Regions from separate parts of the Homo sapiens genome. Here regions 1 and 3 are each linked to region 2. A link is an interaction called in ENCODE POLR2A ChIA-PET data of the cell type or tissue named here. Cell type or tissue: GM12878. All regions are shown on one strand.

The links. ChIA-PET counts read pairs that join two places held together with the same protein. Peaks named below come from ENCODE experiments on the same cell type or tissue, not always from the same donor. Only the 100,000 strongest peaks of a DNase experiment are listed, where the experiment ranks them.
Region 1: POLR2A ChIA-PET joins it to region 2 with 7 read pairs; 6 of 35 experiments call an interaction of 5 or more read pairs at or near these places.
Region 3: POLR2A ChIA-PET joins it to region 2 with 5 read pairs; 5 of 35 experiments call an interaction of 5 or more read pairs at or near these places.

What each region holds. Positions count from the first base shown.
Region 1 is chr1:213,000,615-213,004,614 of GRCh38, reverse strand. ANGEL2 (angel homolog 2) reads left to right here. Exons shown (of 9, transcript NM_144567.5): 6 at 3,703-3,829. Among named protein-coding and RNA genes, the nearest start is that of ANGEL2, 13 kb to the left of the region's middle. In GM12878, no CTCF peak of the experiment used is centred here; no DNase peak of the experiment used is centred here; H3K27ac peaks cover 347 bases.
Region 2 is chr1:212,926,451-212,930,450 of GRCh38, reverse strand. No RefSeq gene overlaps it. Among named protein-coding and RNA genes, the nearest start is that of VASH2, 22 kb to the left of the region's middle. RefSeq lists enhancers at 259-1,200, 1,201-2,143 and a silencer at 1,424-1,483. In GM12878, no CTCF peak of the experiment used is centred here; a DNase peak (open chromatin) is centred at 1,660; H3K27ac peaks cover 1,304 bases.
Region 3 is chr1:212,868,608-212,872,607 of GRCh38, reverse strand. The region is part of intron 2 of FLVCR1 (FLVCR choline and heme transporter 1); the gene reads right to left. Among named protein-coding and RNA genes, the nearest start is that of FLVCR1, 12 kb to the right of the region's middle. In GM12878, no CTCF peak of the experiment used is centred here; no DNase peak of the experiment used is centred here; H3K27ac peaks cover 464 bases.

The DNA of each region.
Region 1 (4,000 bases), 74 kb before region 2:
TACAGGCGTGAGCCACTGTGCCCAGCTTCTTCTAGTAAGTAATTATTTTCACTTGGTTGATTTATATCTTTTTCATCTATCTGTGGCAACATACTGCTTGGAGGAATTAACAGGCAGCAAAAAAAAAAAAAGTATTGACAGACATGGATACTTCACCGATAAGTAACACAAGGTGGCAGGATAGAATTTTGAATGCTGGTTGTGGGCAAAATAGTAATTTAACATTTATTATACAAGTTTCCGTTGTAGAATAATAAATATTTTCTTTAGCTTAGCACAATTTATCTCGTGATTATTTTTATTGTGCTTTCCTCTCCTTACTTTAGATCATTTCATCTTCAGTATATTTACCAAAATAAGCTCTCCAACACTGGAGTTTTGAGTAATAGTTTAAAATTATTTATTTTTTTTTTTGAGATGGAGTCTTGCTCTTTCGCCAGGCTGGAGTGCAATGGTGGGATCTCGGCTCACTGCATCCTCTGTCTCCCAGGTTCAAGCAATTCTGCCTCAGCCTCCCGAGTAGCTGGGACTACAGGCTTGCACCACCAAGCCCGGCTAATTTTTTGTATTTTTAGTAGAGATGGGGTTTCACAGTGTTAGCCAGGATGGTCTCTAACTCCCAACCTTAGGTGACCTGCAGGTTCACCTCGGCCTCCCAAAGTGCTGGGATTACAGGCGTGAGCCACCATGCCCAGCCAATAAGTTTAAAATTTTGTAAGAGTTAATCTCTCTTAGTACAGGTATACTTCATTTTATTGTGCTTTGCTTTATCGAGCTTCAAACATACTGCATTTTACAAAATTGAAGTTTCATAGCAACTCTACCTTAAGCAGCTCTATCATTGCCATTTTTCCAACAGCATGTGCTCAATTCCTGTCTCTGTCACCTTTTGGTAACTCTTGCATTACTCAAGCATTTTCATTATTATTAACATCTGTTATGTTGATCCAAGATTAGTGATCTTCGATATTACTATTGTAATGGTTTTGGGGTGTTATGAACTGTACCCATATAAAATGAGAACTTAATCGATAAATGTGTTCTGACTGCTCCACTAATCATCTCTCTCCCCCTACTTGGGCCTCTATATTCCCTGAAGCACAACCATATTGAAACTAGGCCAAGTAATAGCCCTGCAGCGCTCTCTAAGTGTTCAAGTAGAAGGAAGACTCACATGTCTCACTTTGAATCAAAAGCTAGAAATGATTAAGCTTAGCAAGGAAGGCATTTTGAAAGCTGAGAGAGGCCAAAAGCTAGGCCTCTTGCACCAAACAGCAAAGTTGTGAATGCAAGGAAAAGTTCTTGAAGGAAGTTAGAAGTGCTACTCCAGTGTATGAAGGCATAATAAGAAAGCAAAACAGCCTTATTGCTAATATGGAGAAAGCTTGAGTGGTCTGGATAGAAGATCAAACCAGCCACAGGATTCCCTTGAGTCAAAGCCTAATCCAGAGGAATGCATTAAGTCTCTTCAATTTTTTGAAGGCTGAGAGATGAGGAAGCTGCAGAAGAGAAGTTGGAAGTTAACAGAGGTTAATTTATGAGGTTTAAAGAATGAAGCCATCTCCATAACATAAAAGTACAGGTAAAGCAGCAAGTGCTGCTGATGTAGAAGCTGCAGTAGGTTATCCAGAAGATCTAGCTAAGATCATTGATGAAGGTGGCTACACTAAATAATAGATTTTTTTTTTTTTTTTTTTGAGACAGGATCTCGCGCTGTTGCCCAGGCTGGACTGCAGTGACACGATCTCGGTTCACTGCTACCTCTGCCTCCTGGGTTCCAGCGATTCTGCTTCAGCTTCCCAAGTAGGTGGGATTACAGGTGCATGCCTCCACGCCGGGCTAATTTTTTAATATTTTTTGGTAGAGGTGGCGTTTCACCATGTTGCCCAGGCTGGTCTCGAACTCCTGGGCTTGAGCAATCCTCCTGCCTCAGCCCCTCAAAGTGTTGGGATTACAGGCATGAGCCACCGCACCTGGCCAACAATTTTTAATGTGGATGAAACCACTTTATATTGCAAGAAGATGCCATCTAGGACTTCATAACTAGAAAGAAGAAGTCAGTGCCTGGTTTCAAAGGACAGGCTGACTCTTTTGTTAGGAGCTAATATAGCTTGTTACTTTAAGTTAAAGTCAGCATTCATTGACCATTCTGAAAATCCTAGGGCACTTAAAAATTATGCTAAATCCACTCTACCTGTGCTATGTCAGTGGAAAAACAAAGCTTGGGGATGACAGTGCATCTGTTTATGGCATAGAATATTTTAAGCACACTGCTGAGACCACTATTCAGAAAAACAGATTCCTTTCCAAAGATTACTGTTCGTTCACAAGGCACCTGGTCACCCAAGAGCTCTGATGAAGATGTACAAGGAAATGAATGTTTTTTCATCCCTGCTAACACGGCATCCATTCTGCAGCCTATGGAATCAAGGAGTAATTTTGTACCTACAGGTCTCCTTATTTAAGAAATACATTTCATAGGCTATAGCTGCCATAGAAGTGATTTCTCTGATGGATCTGGGGAAAGTAAATTGCAAACCTGCAAAGGATTCAGCATCCTAAATGCTATTCAGAACATTCGTGATTCATGGGAGGAGGTCAAAATATCACCATTAAAAAGAGTTTGGTAGAAGTTGATTCCAGCCCTCATGGATGACTTTGAGGGGTTCAAGACTTCAGGGGAGGAAGTAACTGTAGATGTGGTGGAAATAGCAAGAGAACTAGAAGTGGAGCCTGAAGAATTAACTGAATTGTTTCAATCTCATGATAAAACTTAAATAGATGAGGAGTTGCTTCTTATAGATGAGCAGAGTATTTTCTTGAGATGCATTCTATTCCTGGTGAAGATGCTGTGAACATTGCTGAAATTACAACAAAGGATTTTAAATGTTACATAAATTTAATTGATAAAACATTGGAAGGGTTTCCAATTTTGAAAAAAAGTTCCGTGGATAAAGTGCTGTCAAATAGCATCAGATGCTACAGAAAAATCTTTTATGAAAGGAAGCATCAATGGCTGCAGCAAATTTCATTGTTGTCTTATTTTAAGAAATTGCCACAGCCAACCCCCACTTTAAGCAACCATCACCCTGATCAGCCAGCAGTCATTAATATCTAGGCAAGATCCTCCACCTGTAAAAAGATGATGACTCACTGAAGGCTGAGATGATTGTTAGGATATTTTAACAATGAAGTATTTTTAAATTAAGGTATGTATTTTCTTAGGCATAATGCTATTGCACACTTAGTAAACTACAGTATAGTATAAACGCAACTTACATGCACTGGGAAACTGAAAAAATTATGTGACTTGCTTTATTGAGATACTCACTTTATTGTGGTGGCCTGAAACCAAACCCGCAGTACCTGTGAGCATGCCTATATTTGATACAATAGGAACTATATTGCAGGTAGTAAAAAATGATGAATAGTGTTAGTTCAAAGCGATAGATGATTTGTATGTCCAAATTAAAGAAAAGCATGTATGGGAAAAAGATTGTCATTTTTATGTAAATGATAAGTGCTTTCTGAATTGTATTTAAAGAAAAGAAGATTTTATAAGTCCAAAGAATCACTTAATACAATGAATAAAGGGTAATAATTTACCACTTTTGGATTACCTTTTATTTAAGACATAAATTTTTCAACTCATAAGCTATTTAAAATCTTTTCACTTAAGATACCTGTTGAAATTTTGTTTAGGTATCTGGCCAGGAACAGTCTTCACGGGGACAAAGAATTTTATCTATTCCAATTTGGCCCCCAAACCTAGGTATCTCACAGAACTGTGTGTATGAGGTACAGCAGGTACCAAAAGTAGAAAAGACAGGTAAGTGTTTGTAATACATTTTGGCAGTCTGCTGGGTAATCATGTTCCCTTTGAAGACATAAAACTAAGTTTTTAAAAAGAAAAAATCTCAGGGATGAATATTCATATATATAAATATGTAGTTATTCATTTTTTTTCTTAAGACCTCTAAATTTACCTTTTTAAAGTTGA
Region 2 (4,000 bases):
ACCTCGGCCTCCCAAAGTGCTGGGATTACAGGTATGAGCCACCGCGTCCAGCCCAAAACTGCATATTTTAAAACTGTCACTGCAATAAAAGACAAAAGCTGTAGAAATGTTTCAAACTGAAGAAGACTGAAGAGAGATAACTGAATGTAATAGATAACCATAGACTGGATCCTGACCTGCAGGAAAAAATATAAATGATATTATTTGATCAATTGACAAAAATTGAAATATACATATTAGATTAGATTAAAAGTATTGTATCCATGTTAACTAATAACTATCCATTTATTAACGACATTGGTGATATAAGAGAATATTCTTAGTCGTAGGAAATACACACTGAAATATATAGAGAAAAAGGGGCATGATATTTGCAACTGGGTAAAGGGTATATGGGTGTTCTTTGTACTATTCTTATTCTTGCCTCTTTTCTGTAAGTTTTAAATTATTTCTGAAAAGGTTTTTTTGTTTTTGTGTTTTTTTTGAGACAGAGTCTCTCTCTGTCACCAGGCTAGAGTGTAGTGGTGCGATCTCGGCTCACTGCAACCTCTGACTCCCTGGTTCAGGCGATTATCCTGCCTCAGCCTCCCAAATAGCTGGGATTACAGGCACACGCCACCACACCCAGCTGATTTTTTGTATTTTTAGTAGAGACGGGGTTTCACCATGTTGGCCAGGATGGTCTCGATCTCCTGACCTCGTGATCCGCCCGCCTCAGCCTCCCAAAGTACCGGGATTACATTCTTGAACCACGGTGCCCGGCCTTCTGAATGAAAAGTTTTAAAGTATGGGGACTGAAAATACATAATAAATATCCACTATAATAACCTCGTGAGATACATATTATTATTTCTGTTTTACAAAAGAAGAAACTGAGGTTTAAAAAGTTAGGTAACTTGCATGGTAATGTAACTAGTAAGTGTCAGAACTGGGAATTAGACCTAGATCATTTCAATATAATTATTTCCTTTTTCCTTTTCTTTCTTTTCCTTTTTAATAGCAGGAAGAACATAGATTTAAGTGGTAATAACAGACACTTCCCAGATGTCCTGATGATCAAAGACTTTGTACTGCCCTGTTACTTCAAACTTTTGCCTCCAAGGGAAGTGGCTGGAATTTCAGATTCATCTACATCTCTGACCTATCTCTTGGAGGGGGGGATGACAGAGGAGGGGGAAAATGGCAGAGAATAAGAAACTAAATGACCACGGCCAGGGGAAAGAGCCAAATTAGCATCTGAATAATCCACTGGAGAGCCTCGGGCCTGGATAATGGTCCTTCCTGCAGGTTTAGGGTTCTAGGGTGCTTTGAGGACATTTGGCGAGAGGGAGCAGAAATTTAAGCCTTTCTTGGATGACAGCTCCTCTTTGTCCAGAGAAGAGGATCATCTGCTGTAAAAGAACTGCATTCTCTTACAATGGCAGCCTTCAGGGAGAAACCTGCTGTCACCTTTTTAACAGTGCAGCCGCAGGCTCTGTGCCTGGCCTTCCTAGGAAAGCAGCCATCCTGCAGCTGCTCGGCCCTGGCCTCTGCGGGGGTTTCCTGGACAGATTTATACAGAGGGGAGCTGTTGCTCAGATGCCTTGGGACAGCAGGGGTGGTGTGTGGAAGTTCCCCTTTGGGCTCCCTGGCACTTCAGAAAGACAAAAATGAAATGAGCTTAGTAAGATAGCATCTTTATTCCAACGGAAATGAGAACACACTGCTACAGGCCTGTCCAGTCAGATGAGCAAGACCTCAAGCAGTTAAGCTGGGGGCATGGCATTGGGATTGTACAGGAGCCAGGCTGGGGAGTTTCCAAAGGTCCAGGAACCTGCGTGCTGTGAAGGGAGCTATACCTGCTCATCTCAGCTCAGCCTGGAATGTCCTGGGCAAGGCAGGTAGCAGTCCCTACCTATTTAGTGAATGCCGGAGGATTTGTATTATGAATAGTCAGCAAAATTAGAGTCGGAAACTCTTGCCTGAGCACAATGGGTGCATCCCCTTCATGTCCAGCCACTGGACAGCATTATCTGAATTCAGACTTCTCCACTATTCCCCAGAAAACTATATACAGCTCAGATTCCTCCTGTATCAGTCAGGAGGCAAGCAGGGTGCAGGTGGAACTCTGAAAAGGGTGTAAGTGAAATAAACTTGTGAAGGGAATGTTAACAGAGGTATAGGCAGGATGAAGGGAAACACCAAGGATGGTGAAGCATCCAGGACTGGAAACATCTGGAAAGCTCTCCCACTGAGGCCTGGAGGAGCCAGCAAGGTCAGGAGCCCCAGGAGCCCAGCCCCCTGAGGGCAGCCTCCCGTGCACAGAGCAGGGAAGAAAGTGGATTTGGGGAACAGACAGAGACTACCTCATGCATCCCCAATCTTCAGGACACTGGCACATACCCCATGCCTTCTGGGGGTGTTTCACTCAGAGATAAAAGGGAAAAACAGATCAGACGTCACAGAACCAAATAATACGTGAGGGAAAACAAGACATTGGTGCGTTCAGACTGTCAACGCCAGCACATTCAGAGGCTGAATCCACTCCTGGATGTACTACTGGATTGAGACCAGGAGCCCACGGCTCTATAGGAAGGGGGTCCAACCTTCTTTCTTGATCCTCCCTGAGCATCCGATTTGAGGAATGGGTTCAGCATTAGAAGTGTGCCAACAGACTGGGCACAGTGGCTCACGCCTGTAATCCCAGCACTTTGGGAGGCCAAAGGCGGGCGGATTACTTGAGGTCAGGAGTTCGAGACCAGCTTGGCCAACATGGTGAAACGCTGTCTCTACTAAAAATACAAAAATTAGCCCGGTGTGGTGGCAGGCACCTGTAATCCCAGCTACTCGGGAGGCTGAGGTGGGAGGATCACATGAGTCCAGGAGGTATAGGTTACAGTGAGCTGAGATGGTGCCACTGCACTCCAGTCTGGGTGACAGAGGGAGAATCTGTCTAAAAAGAAGGAAACGTGCCAACAGGTCTTCCTTAATCATAACACTTTCCTAGGCCTCATGAAAGATGGCAGCTATTTGGGGAGCAGAGTGAGTGCCCAGGACAAATACATGTTTTGACAGAAAAGGTGCTGCAAAAAGCTCAGGAGGAAACCCTTCCCCTCGATATGACCAGTATGTATTATTGCTGAGATTCACCAAGAACGTACTGCATGCCAGACATTGTTCCCCGTGCTTCTCACGGACTCACTCCATCTTCACACAGCCTCCCTAGGAAAGGGGTGCTGTTGTGTGTCCTCCCCTACCCCACATTCATGCGTTGAAGCATTAACCCCCAGAGCAACTATATTTGGAGGTGGACCCTCTAGGGTTGTAATTACGGTTAAGTGAGGTCATAAGGGTGGAGCCCTGATCCAATAGGATTAGCGTCCTTATAAGAAGAGACACCACAAAGCACTTTCTCTCTCTCCTCTAACTGTGCCTCTCTTTCTATCTCTCCCTCACACTCTGTCTCTCCACACACACACCATGTGAGGACATAGTGAGAAGGTGGCCATCTACGAGCCCGGAAGAGAGCCCCCACCAGAAGCCAAACTTGCCAACACCTTGATCGTGGATTTCTGGCCTCCAGAACTGCGAGAAAGTAAATGTCTGTTGTTTAAACCACTCAGTCTGTGGCACTTTGTTATGGCAGCCTAATACAAGCACTATCAATATTCCTCATTTATTAACGAAGAAATTGCATCATAGGGAAGCTAAGTATGATGCATCATAGGGAAGCTAAGTCAAACTCACCCATTTGCCTTAGATTTTGGTCTCTGCATCTCTCAGGGTCCTGCTTTTCTTACAGGAAATGGGTTGGTAGAAATAGATCAGGGGTCGTAGCCTCAGATGTCAACTGGGAGGCAACAGATAACAGAAACAAGCGAAGTTGTCTGCACAGGGGTGTGGCAAACTGGAGAGGGCAGTCCCCCTTAGAAAGAGACAGCCTCCAGCCAGGCGCCGTGGCACACGTCTGTAATCCCAGCACTTTAGGAGGCTGAGGTGGGCAGGTCAACTTGAGGCCAGG
Region 3 (4,000 bases), 58 kb after region 2:
GTAATTATATGTATCATTCTTAGTGAGCAGACAGAATACAGTTTAAGTTTAAAGAGGTATATAAGTCTTTTATGGTAAGGGTTTTCATTTTCACTGATTTCTAAGTGAAGAATAGTTTAACACTGTCATCTCAGTTCTCTGAAACTGACTAAAACTCAGAGATATGGCCAATTCATATAAGTGAACTGCAAAACCATCAATAATATGCCACAACCTTGCCTACTGATTATTCTATTTTTACCTAAGAAAGACTAATTTTTACTACATTAAATATTCAACAATTCTACTTTTAAATTCAGTTCAATTTGTAATTAGAGATAAACATGAAGGCTGGGCACAGTGGCTCATGCCTGTAATCCCAGCTCTTTGGGAGGTTGAAGGGGGAAGAACCCTTGAGCCTGGGAGGTCAAGGCTGCAGTGAGCTGTGACTGCGCCATTGCACTCCAGCCTGGGCAACAGAGCAGGACCCTGTCTCAAAACAAAAAAAAAGGAAAATAAAAGAAATAAAAAATCAGATATGAGGAAGCCAATATACTATTGAACTTTTAAAAGACTTGAGTTAGTAACCATTTTCTTCTGAAATGTGATATAAAGTTTATCATCTGATCCAACTGCACCTCTGGGATTGAAAAACTCCAGGTAGATTCATGGAAGCAGAGCTAGGTCTTGCTAACTCACTTGAGCTTCATATGGAAAGTACAGGGGTAGAGCTAAGAGACATAAAAGTGTGGTGGTATATGGTGTCTGACACTCTAAGTTTTAGCGCTATCCATTTCTAGTTAGAAATTTCACAGCCACCCCAGGCAGACAACATCTAGAGACCACCTTTTTGCTGTGCAGGAAAGATCGACCAACTTTCCATAAAAGATGACTAGAGAGAGATTTCTTTAGGGTTAGGCTAACCAGAAGTCAAGACTAATTCACAGGTCAGGCATGGTGCTCACTTTTGTAATCTCAGCACTTTGGGAGGTCAAAGTGGGTCCATCACTTGTACAAGACTGTCTCTAGAAAAAAATTGTTTAAACTAGCTATGCATGGCAGCATGCACCTGTAATCCTAGCTACTTGCGAGGCTGAAGCGAGAGGATCGCTTCAGGATCGCTTCACTGAGCCCAGGAATACAGGCTGCAGTGAGCTGGGATCATATCACTACACTCTAGCCTAGGTGATAAAGCAAGACCTTGTCTGTAAAAAACAAACAAAAAACACAAAAAACTATTTACAGAAGGGCTGAACTGCTAAAATATGGTACAGCAGAAATTAAAATCTAGACTTTGTATTGACTCAAAACTTTAAACTCTCTCAAAATTGTTAATTACAATAGAAGGAAAATACTGTACTTCATTGAATCTAAGATACTCTAATACTTGCAGTCAATGATCTTGCCAGGTATCAATAGAAGGTTTTCACATAACCATATCTCAATTACCACAAATGTTAGATGCCACTGATTATTAAAGGCATCTTGATTTCAGAGATTTCATGAAAAAGGTATACCTCAAGATTGATGAAACAGGGTAAATTCAAAAAGAAAAAAGAAGCCCGGCACAGTGGCTCACACCTGTAATCCCAGCACTTTGGGAGGCCGAGGCAGGTGGATCATGTGAGGTCAGGAGTTCGAGACCAGCCTGGCCAACATGGTGAAACCCCGTCTCTACAAAAAATTACAAAAATTAGCCAGGCATTAATGGTGGCACATGCCTGTAGTTACAGCTACTTAGGAGGCTGAGGCAGGAATTGCTCAAACCCAGGAGGTGGAGGTTGCAGTGAGCTGAGATTGTGCTACTGCACTCCAGCCGGGGCAACGGAGTGAGACTATCTCAAAAAACAAAACAAACAAAAAGAAACAGAAAGAAAAAAGAAGGTAAATGGATTCAGTAAATAATATTGTTTAGGAATTTTTTTTAGAAATTAGGATTTTTCTGCCATTCTCAGCCAGACAGCAAGAAAAAAAATTTTTTTTAATAGAAATTAGGATTTTTTTTTAATTGGCTATTTCTTTCTTCCAACAAGGAAGACCTGCTTTGTGTTTGAAAGAGGGTTAGATCTGATGGACCTAGCAACTGGAATCATTTGGAAATTAAAAATAATACAGATTTTGAGATTCTACCCAAGGCTCAATGAATCAGAAACTCCAGGATGAAGCCAAAGAAACTGTTTTAAACACGAAACTCCCCAAATGCTTTTGAAAACCAGCCAGGGAGAAACAATCACTGGGAAAGTAAGAAATGACCCTTAAAATTTCCATGAAATACTACAATTCTCTAATTTTCCTGTTTGCTGCTAAAAATTTTTTAAATTACAGTTCATTGCTGACCAACACATTAACTGTGATATAACTAAAACTTATCAAACTAAAATATACTTTTCTTTTTACAGATCTTACAACTAATTAAAGAGGAGATATAACTCATAAATATTTACTTTTTAATATCCTTACATTGGAAGGCTGGTACACATAAAAGGTTTAAGTTGCAAATCCTCCTCTTCCTTTCATTCTATCTGATCTTGTACTGTTAGGATGTCTGTTGTCTTTTCCTGAGTCTCTTTGTATCCTAATCAGATAGGAAATATCTCTTCTTACTAAGATTGGTAATGCAGAACTCACATAGTTATAAAACAAAGTTTCAGAAAATAAAAACTATGCTTACAAGGTAGTCATGGGTATTTAATGAATCTTAAGTCTCTTACTTTTTTATTTACCATGGCAAAATAAATCTAAATGGCCCAAATCTGAACTGAAATGCAAAAATGAAAATATTTCTGACTTCTGGCTGGGCGCAGAGGCTCACGCCTCTAATCCCAACACTTTGGGAGGCCTGAGGCGGGCAACTCACCTGAGGTCAAGAGTTGGAGACCAGCCTGGCCAACATGGCAAAAACTTGTCTCTACTAAAAACACAAAAATTAGCCAGGGGTGGTGGGCACCTTAATCCCAGCTAGGAGGCTGAGGCAGGAGAATCACTTGAACCCAGGAGGCGGAGGTTGCTGTGAGCCAAGGTCGCACCACCGCACTCCAGCCTGGGCGACAGAGTGAAACTGTGTCTCAAAAATGAAAAGAAAAGAAAATACTTCTTACCAGTCTTTAAATCCATTACATTTATTTTTTGAATACAAGAGTTATCTGTTAGTTTCAGGAAGTCAAACTATCTTTTGGCAAAAATCAAGCCTGTATTTACCAGCTACATGTTGTAGGAAAGTCGAACTTAAGTCTACTTGAAGAAAGAGAAACAAAAAGCCATGGATCTATGGCCTTGTTTACACCTAACTGCTACTTTCAAAGGATGAAATATGGCTTCTTCTTTCTCCTTTGAAACAGAAAAATAATAGCTTTCTATTGTCTTCTCCCAACCAAAAATTTGCACCAATAAAACAACTGATTATTTGAAGCAGTTATTCTCCACTTCTGGTGTTAGTCTTATAAAGTAGCCAAAATATTCTCGAGCACCACATTCAAACTTTTCCTCCTGTGATGAATACGTTGCAAATCTATTGCTGTTTAGGGCTACTTTTACATTTTAAAACCGTATTTTAACATTTTTAAAATTTCGTTATTTGTCCCTGTGTGATTCAGGCATATATTACATATATTAGGTTATTATAAGACAAATAAATGTTTGAATCCTGGCTCTGCCTCAGCTCACTGTATGACTTTGAGGAAGTAAACTCCTGTCTCTCACCTTTACAGCTTTCTCATCGATAAAATGTAAATAACAATAGCAAGCTGTTATGAAGATTACATGATACAATATATGTAAAATAATTCTGTAATTATCAAGTGCAACACAAAAATATTGTCTTTTTTTGAGGAATATTTATTTAAAAAAATCAGAGACTGCCTCAGGAGTTTGAAATTCTTACAGACTAAGTTAAATGTATTTCTGTTAAGAGTATGCAGCCGGGCCAGGCATGGTGGTTCACGCCTATAATCCCAGCACTTTGGGAGGCCGAGACAAGCGGATCACCTGAGGTCAGGAGTTTGAATCCAGCCTGACCAACATG